Linked DNA regions of Mus musculus: region 2 is linked to region 1. A link is a loop called in an ENCODE intact Hi-C map of the cell type or tissue named here. Cell type or tissue: gastrocnemius. All regions are shown on one strand. Each heading gives the region's core, and the rest is flanking DNA. Links, peaks and the distances in the headings are about the cores only.

Evidence for each region. A loop is a pair of places that touch in the nucleus more often than their neighbours do. Peaks named below come from ENCODE experiments on the same cell type or tissue, not always from the same donor. Only the 100,000 strongest peaks of a DNase experiment are listed, where the experiment ranks them.
Region 2: a loop joins it to region 1, with 2.6 times the contacts of the local background. A loop is called at or near these places in 20 of 42 quality-filtered maps.

What each region holds. Positions count from the first base shown.
Region 1 is chr8:72,170,713-72,174,795 of GRCm38, forward strand. Rab8a (RAB8A, member RAS oncogene family) reads left to right here. Exons shown (of 8, transcript NM_023126.2): 3 at 528-588; 4 at 3,814-3,891. Among named protein-coding and RNA genes, the nearest start is that of Rab8a, 12 kb to the left of the region's middle. In gastrocnemius, for the core only: no CTCF peak of the experiment used is centred there; no DNase peak of the experiment used is centred there.
Region 2 is chr8:72,219,037-72,223,119 of GRCm38, forward strand. It overlaps Fam32a (family with sequence similarity 32, member A), which reads left to right and starts at 709. Exons shown (of 4, transcript NM_026455.5): 1 at 709-824; 2 at 905-1,046; 3 at 2,892-2,945; 4 at 3,146-4,083. The coding sequence starts at 751. The coding sequence ends at 3,214. In gastrocnemius, for the core only: a CTCF peak has its summit at 1,904 (motif pointing right); no DNase peak of the experiment used is centred there; H3K4me3 peaks cover 1,290 bases; H3K27ac peaks cover 767 bases.

The DNA of each region.
Region 1 (4,083 bases), core at 553-3,052:
CCCTGTCCCTTTCTTACTCTCTGACAGTGTCCTGCTGTGAATCCCAGGCTGGCCTGGAACTTACAGTCCTCCTGCTTAGGCCTTTCTAGTGCCAGGATGACAGATGAGTATGTAGCTCAGTAAAACACCTGTTTGTAAACCACACACCCCATATATGCAGGTGGCATTAACTCAGATGCCCCCTCCCTGGACACAACCTCCTTCATGCAGGTAATGACAGAATGCACTTTGGAGCAGCAGCCCCTGAGCTCACCCTGCTCTTTCTGACAGTCAAGACTACGGCCTACCCTCAGCATTGGCTGCAGGGACCCCAGGACATACCTTGGAGCTAATACGTGGAAGGGTAGAGGGGGCACAGGCCACTGGGACATTCGACCAGGGGGCTCGGAAGGGCTTTGGTCTATCATTCCATATGCCCTTCTGTGTAATCACAGGAACAGAGGTGACTCTTTGTTGAGCAGGAGGGACTCAAGGGAGAAATCCAGCAGGCCAAGGGTGTCACTAATACCATTCATCTTTGCTTCTAGGGACACGGCCGGCCAGGAGCGGTTTCGAACAATCACGACAGCCTACTACAGGGGTGCCATGGTACTGACTTTTTATTGTTGAAGTAGAAACAAGTAGTAGTAGTAAGGCCTGAGTGATCGGCTTCTGTTGTTATTGTCTCATCTTATTAAAACAGTCCCAAGATATAGCCCAGGCTGGCCTAGAATTCACAATATAGCCAAAGCTGGCCTGGGACTCAAAATCCTTCTGTCTTACCTTACCAAGTGCACACAGTTTGTTTTATATGTTTTTAAAATGTTGTTGTGTGTATTTGTGTGTGCATGTGTGTACATGACTGTGGAAACCAGAGGTCAGGTCACCCTCCAACATTATTCCTTGAGTGATTCTCACTGGCTTGGAACTTGCCAGTAAGACCAGGCTAGCCCAGAACTCACTTTGTAGTCCAAGCTGGCTGGAAACTCACAATTTTCCTGTCTTAGCTTCCCCAGGCTAGGATATCACAGGTGTGTGCCACCATACCTGGCCAACCTTTGTGTCTTGCAGAGCCTGTGTTCCAACTCTTTAGGTAACTCAGGACCCGAACTTGCTTTAAAGAGGTCAGTGTGCCCTGACTGGCTCTCTGAAACATTATCTCCTCGTATATAATAACCTCTGGACCTCAGACCCAGTGTAGGGATGAGAGAAGCACCAGGGAACCATCCTTCAGGCGAAGGCAAGCCTCGGCTAGCCTCCACAGAGACCATTAATACTCTGGAATTTACTAGAACAACTTGAAGTTTGGACTTACTTGGGGTTATCATTGTTCCATCTTCCACCTGGACCTGCACTAGCAAACTCACCCCCACATATTTTCCCTGTGGAGATGGGGAAGGGTAGAGGGGGAGACAGGAAAGAACAGGTTCCCACCCTGACCAGGTGCTGCTTGTGTGAGACTATGCAAAACAATGCGTGAAGGAACAAAGAAAGCAGGAGGAGCCACTTCAGTCCTACCCAGAATCCTGGGCCACCTTCCAACCTACCTCCTCTCAGAAATGTCCCCACATTCCTGGGGAAACAAATGGATATCTGTCCCAGAGTCCCATTCTTTCACCTGTGCCTTCTGTAGCTCAACCAGCCATTTAGGGCCACAGGCTCCCAGTTCTTGCCAGCATGCTATCCATACTGTGAGCACAGTGTGAGTCTCAGTCCTCGTGGAGGCCTGAGAACTTAATGAGGACTGGGATCAACAGGCATGAATAGTGACATTAGACTAAGTATTTAGAGCATCCCAGGAAGGGCAGCCAACATTGGAGACTCAGTCCTATGGTCTGCAACCATAGCATCTTCTATGCTAAGGTTAATTTTTTTTTTTTTTGCCCTTCCTGGGGACTGGGGTCAGGGGTACCTCTGTCCTCTGGAGAGAGCTATTTGGACCTCTCTAGACTCAGATAGTCTCCCTGAGCCTCTCCCCACCTCCCCCCCATGACTGGTAGCACCCTCAGTTTTAGCCTGGTTCTCGTTGGATCATGGCCATGCCCTGATCAGGTGCGGACAGGTGTGGACAGGATCCTGAGACTTGGCAGTCCAGCCTGAGTTCACACACGGATTCACTGGCTGTGCCCGAACCAGCACCAAGACGGTGGGAATCTACTTCAGTGTTGTTTTGATGAAACATGTTCTCACTGTGTAGCTTAAGCTGGCCTGGAACTTCTGATCCTTCTGCCTCAGCCTCCTGTATGCTGAGATGACAGGTCTGTGCCACCTTACATACATGTAAACCATGCCTGGGTTACAAGGAGCCAATGATGGAACCTGGGGCTTCATGCATTCTAGGCAAATGCTCTGCCAACTGAGCTACATACACTTTTTTGTTTTGTTGTTTTGAGATAGGGTGTCACTGTGTAGCCCTAGCTGACCTGGAACTCACTATGTAGACCAGCTTGATTTTGAACTCAGAAACCTGCCTGACCCTCCCTTTTCCTGGGTATTGCTATTAAAGGCAAACACTGTCATACCCAGGCTGATTTTTCTCTTGGCATCATCTCTGAACCTCAGACTTGTAGTGAGCCTCTGCATCAGCCTCCTGGGTGCTAAAATTAGTTAGTGAATTATTAGTTATAGCTTGCGCGGGCTAGTTACAGCTCACACAAAAAGCCCATGTCACTTTGTTTTTATTTGGTTCTGGTTTCAGGACTGGGAATGGAACCCAGGCCCTGACTCGGGCCTGCCATTGACCTATGCCCCGGCTGGTCCTTCCTCTTCCACGGCAAATGTGGGCAGCCTTAGAGATGGGCTGCTGCATTCTACAAAAGACTCTCCCCTGTAGTGGATGCCTGAGGGAGAGGGGCAAGCAAGGCCTAGGCTCCAGCCAGCTACAGCCTGGAAACACACGGTGCTTCATCCTATGTGGGCCTCCTGATAGTGTTACCAACTAAGCCATTGTAGGCGCCTCATAGGAAACCCAGGCCTAGACTCCTGCAAATTCTCTTTTGACCTATACACACACACACACTCCTGAAGCTACATAAGGAAATCCAGGGCTGTACCAGACTATCAGAGGGTGATTGCTCTCTGATTCAGTGTCCTCTGTCCTCTGAGGCTTGTGTGTATGTGTGTGTGGGGGGGGGGGGAGAAGGGGGGATCTACATATAGCATAGGCTGATCTCAACTTGCAAGAGTCCTCTTGCCTCAGCCTCTGAGTATTATTTCAAGCATGAGCCAGCACTCAGGTCTCATGGATTTCCATCTTAACAAAAAGATCTATCTTCCTATGCCTCAGTTTCTCCTCTATAGTAGCAGTGAGTCAGTAGAGTTAAGCTGGGCTGAGGCCACTTTCTGCGTCTTTTGGATCTGTGGACTCTGTTAGGTATCCCCTCATATTCATTAGGGATCTGAAGAGACCACTTATCCTGGTCTCTTCAGAAAGCAGATCTCAGCTCTGAGTCACTGGAAGGCACATGAGGTCAGACATGGTAGGGTCCCGACCCTTCCAAGGGCAGGGCCTGAGTACATAGCCCAACCTGCTGTAAGCCTAGCACATAGTAGATAGGATGCCAGGTATCCTGAAGAGGCACTGGTTGAGTCTGGGGGTCTTTGAGGGTCCAGGCACACATTTGTGCTGGCATAGGGAGCCAGCAAGGCTCATTACAAAGTGTTTCAAGGTCTAGCTTGGGAGTCAGAAAGGTCACTATGTAGGTAGAGAAGATGACAGCTAACTGGCTGGCCAAGACAGTGGTCATCTCCAACAGTGGCCACATCCAGTCCTGATGGGTACACTGCCTGTCCTGTAGACCCTCAAAGTCCATGTCCCACTCTCTCCCCAACCAGGGTATCATGCTGGTCTACGACATTACCAATGAGAAGTCCTTTGACAACATCCGGAATTGGATTCGGAACATTGAAGAGGTGAGTGTACCCTTTTGCTTCCTCTCCTGGGCTGTGACTCGGAGCCAGGAACCTGGGAGACAGGTAGAGAGAGAGGAATAGGACCAAGACCCCTGCTGTCCACCTGAAATCATCATTGGCCCACAAGCCACACAGTGCTATTTGGCTGCTCTTACAATCATTTCTGTTTGGGGTCACATGAGCATTTGGTCC
Region 2 (4,083 bases), core at 721-3,220, 48 kb after region 1:
ACCCACAGCATAAGGCCTGAGAGTACTGCAAAGTGTCCTCTGTACTCCACGTGTGCTCTGGCACGTGTGTACACACACTCACATACACGTATACAGGTAACTAACTTTTAATGTAATTTTAAAGATTTATTCTTTCTTTTTTTTTTTAAGATTTATTTATTATTATATGTAAGTACATTGTAGCTGTCTTCAGACACACCAGAAGAGGGAGTCAGATCTTGTTACGGATGGTTGTGAGCCACCATGTGGTTGCTGGGATTTGAACTCTGGACCTTCGGAAGAGCAGTCGGGTGCTCTTACCCACTGAGCCATCTCACCAGCCCCAGATTTATTCTTTCTTATTACTTATTTCGAGACACAGTCTTTAGTTCTGGCTGACCTGAAGTCACTACATAAAACACGCTGAATCCAGAGATCCAGAGATCCTCCTGTCTCTGTCTCTGGAGTTCTGGGTAATTGTAATTTTCTAAATTGGAAAAAAAGTAATTAAGTAAATAATGCCACAAAGCAAAAGTGGATGCCCATAAAGTCAGAAATGGACGCCCAAATACGAAGTGTGTCTTTAGGCGAGCTATGTTGTTGGACAGTTGCCAAGACTACCCGAGACCGGAAGTGTGCACTTACTCTGAACCCTGAGGACGCGTGCGTCCTAGCTGACCAATCAGAAGGAAGCGAGGAGGGTTTCGGCCGGAAGTACTGTATGCAAACAGGAAGTGTGGCGGAGTTCCCGGGGCACGGCTTGCGAGCGCTATGGAGGCCTACGAGCAAGTCCAGAAGGGCCCCCTGAAGCTGAAAGGCGTGGCAGAGCTCGGCGTGACAAAGCGGTGAGGCCCGGGAGCCCGCGGTCTGTCCCTGAGGGCCGACCCCCAGCTCCGGCCCCTCTTACCGTCCCCCTCTCTCTCAGGAAGAAGAAGAAGAAAGACAAAGACAAGGCCAAGATGCTGGAGGCCATGGGGACGAGCAAGAAGAGCGAGGAGGAGAAAAGGCGCTGCCTGGACAAGCGCACGCCGGCGCAGGCAGCCTTCGAAAAGATGCAGGAGAAGCGGGTGAGGCAGGGGCAGAACAGGCCGGCTCCAACTGCCCGTGTAGCCCAGGCCTTCTCCCAACTCCTGGTAGCCTGGTAGCCCTGCCTAAAGTGGTCTTCTTGTGAACTGGGAAGACAGATGTCATCAGCTCTTAATGCTAGCCAAGTTCATTGTTCTTAAGTTACCACAAAGTCTGTTTCCATGACAACTCGCTTTCCTAGCTTCAAATGTACTTTTGTTATTTGAAGGTTGTGTGTGTGTGTGGATGGAACCCAGGCTCTTCTGTAACTCTCTATGTAGGCTGCAGTTGGCCCTGAACTACTGCCTCAGCTTTTTAGTTCCTGGAGAGGCTAGCATGGCCCACAAGGCCATACTAGTTATTTTGGGTGTTTGTTTGTTTGTTTAGTTTGCTTTGAGACAGGTTTCTTTATGTAGCCTTGGTTGTCCTGGCACTATCTCTGTAGACTTGAACTTCTAGGATGCAGTGTTACAATGTGATATCCCTGTTGAGAAAACCCAGGAAGGCACCTTCTCCATCTAACAAAGGGCATCAATTATGTATTGGAACTCCCACAGAGTTTCTGGGATGTGTGGGTCACCTTGCTGTCTCCCAGCCAATTGTGTTCTCTGGTCTGGTATAGCCTGTACTTCAGTGGAGTGTTTTGTTTTGTTTTTTTGCCTCTGCAATTGAATAACGACATGGGCTGGCTGGCTACGGTCTTGTGGCCCTTCTGGGCACCCTAATTGGACAACTTGATACAAACTAGAGTCCCCTAGGGTCTGCCACCCCTTCCTGCTGTCGTTGGTAGCTCTGGTCCTGAGTGGAAGACTTTATTTATTATGTATGCAGTGTTCTGCCTGCATATATGCCTGCAAACCAGAAGAGGGCACCAGGCCTCATTATAGATGGTTGTGAGCCACCATGTGGGCTGGGACTTGAACTCAGGACCTCTAAGAGAGCAGTCAGTGCTCTTAACCTCTGAGCCATCTCTCCAGCCCTGGGTGGAAGACCGTTGGAAATTTTTATTTATGTGTATGAGTGTGTTGTCTTCTTGTGCTGTGCTGCCAGAGGGGGAGCCGAAGGCAATGCAGCTTGGACTGTTGGAGCACACGCTCAGGCATGGTGCCTCCTCAGGCTCCTTTGGGGTACTATGAGACCTGTAGTGGGGTATGTGAGATAGGCTGGGTAGAGATGGGGGTACTGCCAACCTGGTTCACTGGTATAGCCTGTCTTCTACAGGACTTCAACGGACACCTGTACACACTCACTGACCACTGTGACATTCCCATAGGGTGTAGTAGGTGTGGAAGGGTGTCATTACAGAAAATTGTGAGCCACCATTTAGTGCTGGCTCTGAGCTGAACTCAAGATCTTTAGCCCCCAGTGTTTGGGTTTTGAACCATGTAACAGCAAAGGAAAACTGAGTGTGAAGCATGCTCACTTCCATTTATCTCTGTTCTTGACTGAGTTGTGGCCCTTCAGTCTCTGCCTTCACTTTCCCTCTTTATGGACTGTAAGGTGAAATAGCCAGCCAGATAGGCGGGTATGTTGTCATAGCAACAGAAATGCGAGCTGGAGCACTGAGCATGCACTCGGGTTCTGCCCTTCCTACCTGGAGTCTCTTACTCCAGAGAGGAGTCTGCTTGTGTGGGACGTGGCTCCAGGCCTCTCAAAGCCAGTTTCCAGCTTTTGGCAGGATCTGCCCATGAGGAATACTGGGGTTGTAGGGAGACTAAGCAGGGTCCCTCCCAAATATAGCAGCTGCTTTGGGCATCAATGAGCTATGGCTCCCTACCCCCATCTGTGCAGCTCCAGCCTGGGCTGTGTCAGTCATGGGGACTCACCCTGGTCTCTTCTCTCTCCAGCAAATGGAAAGAATCCTGAAGAAGGCATCAAAAACCCACAAACAGAGAGTGGAGGTGAGCCCTGCACCTGTCAGCAGACTGAGCCATGGGGGGGTAGCCAGAGCCCAGACAGTGCAGCTTGGACTGTTGGAGCCCACCCTCAGGCATGGCTTGTTTTGGGTGCTGTGAGACCTGTGGTGGAGTATGTGAGATGGTCTGGGTGCAGGCGGCGATATTGCCATCTGGTTCACACTGATGTGGTCTATCTTCTACAGGACTTCAACCGACACCTGGATACACTCACTGAGCACTATGACATTCCCAAAGTCAGCTGGACCAAGTAACCTGCCCCTGGTGCAAAAAGGCAGAAGGCCAGGTTGACAGTGTTTTGTCTTGTCCCTCCGTGTTTTCTAGAATGTTTTACACCTGGCTGGTGAATCTGCTGAGACCAGGTTTTCTGAGACTTGATTAAAGTCAGGGTGTCCTTTCACTGGGTTTTGGTTTTGGGGTAGTTCCCTTTCCTGTTTGGACAGCAACATTGTAGATTGATATGCTGAGGTCATTTCTGGGTGAAGGCCTTGGAAGGATGGCCCCCCTCCCACCCCCATTGCGGCATCTGTCTTCACTTACACCACAATGCCAGGACAGAAAGCTCACGTGGACCACCACAGAAGTTCCCACAGTGCTGCTCTATTTTGGGCCACCTGGACATCAGATTGCATCTGCAACACCACCTGAAGCAAGAGTGGGACACAGGACACAGGTCTGCAGCACATAGCCTGTCCCACAGTCCACCCTGTAGACTGCCATGGCAGATGTTGCTAATCTCCGTTCTCAGTGATGGCACCTGAGTTTTTAAGTATGTGGCATGTGGCATAAGCCGGGTTGGCATTCCTGGTCTAAGGAGACCAAATGCTAGACGTGGCCCAGGCAGAGTGCCAGCAGACATGGTGTAGTGGTGCAGATGCTGCAGAGCTGTGGCATCTGAGGGACTAAGGGGACCACTTGAAGAGTTTCTGCACACGCTGTTGAGAGATGCAGCTCCTTTTGCCATAGATACTGAAAGAATGACAAATCCGTGGAGCTGACATGTCTGGAATAAAGTGAATACCAGTTATGGAGTGTGAATGTTGTCTGTCCTGGCTGTCCATCACAGGGACACCTTTCCATTCTCGTCCCTGAAGAATGAAGAATGCACTCCAACTCAGCTTGT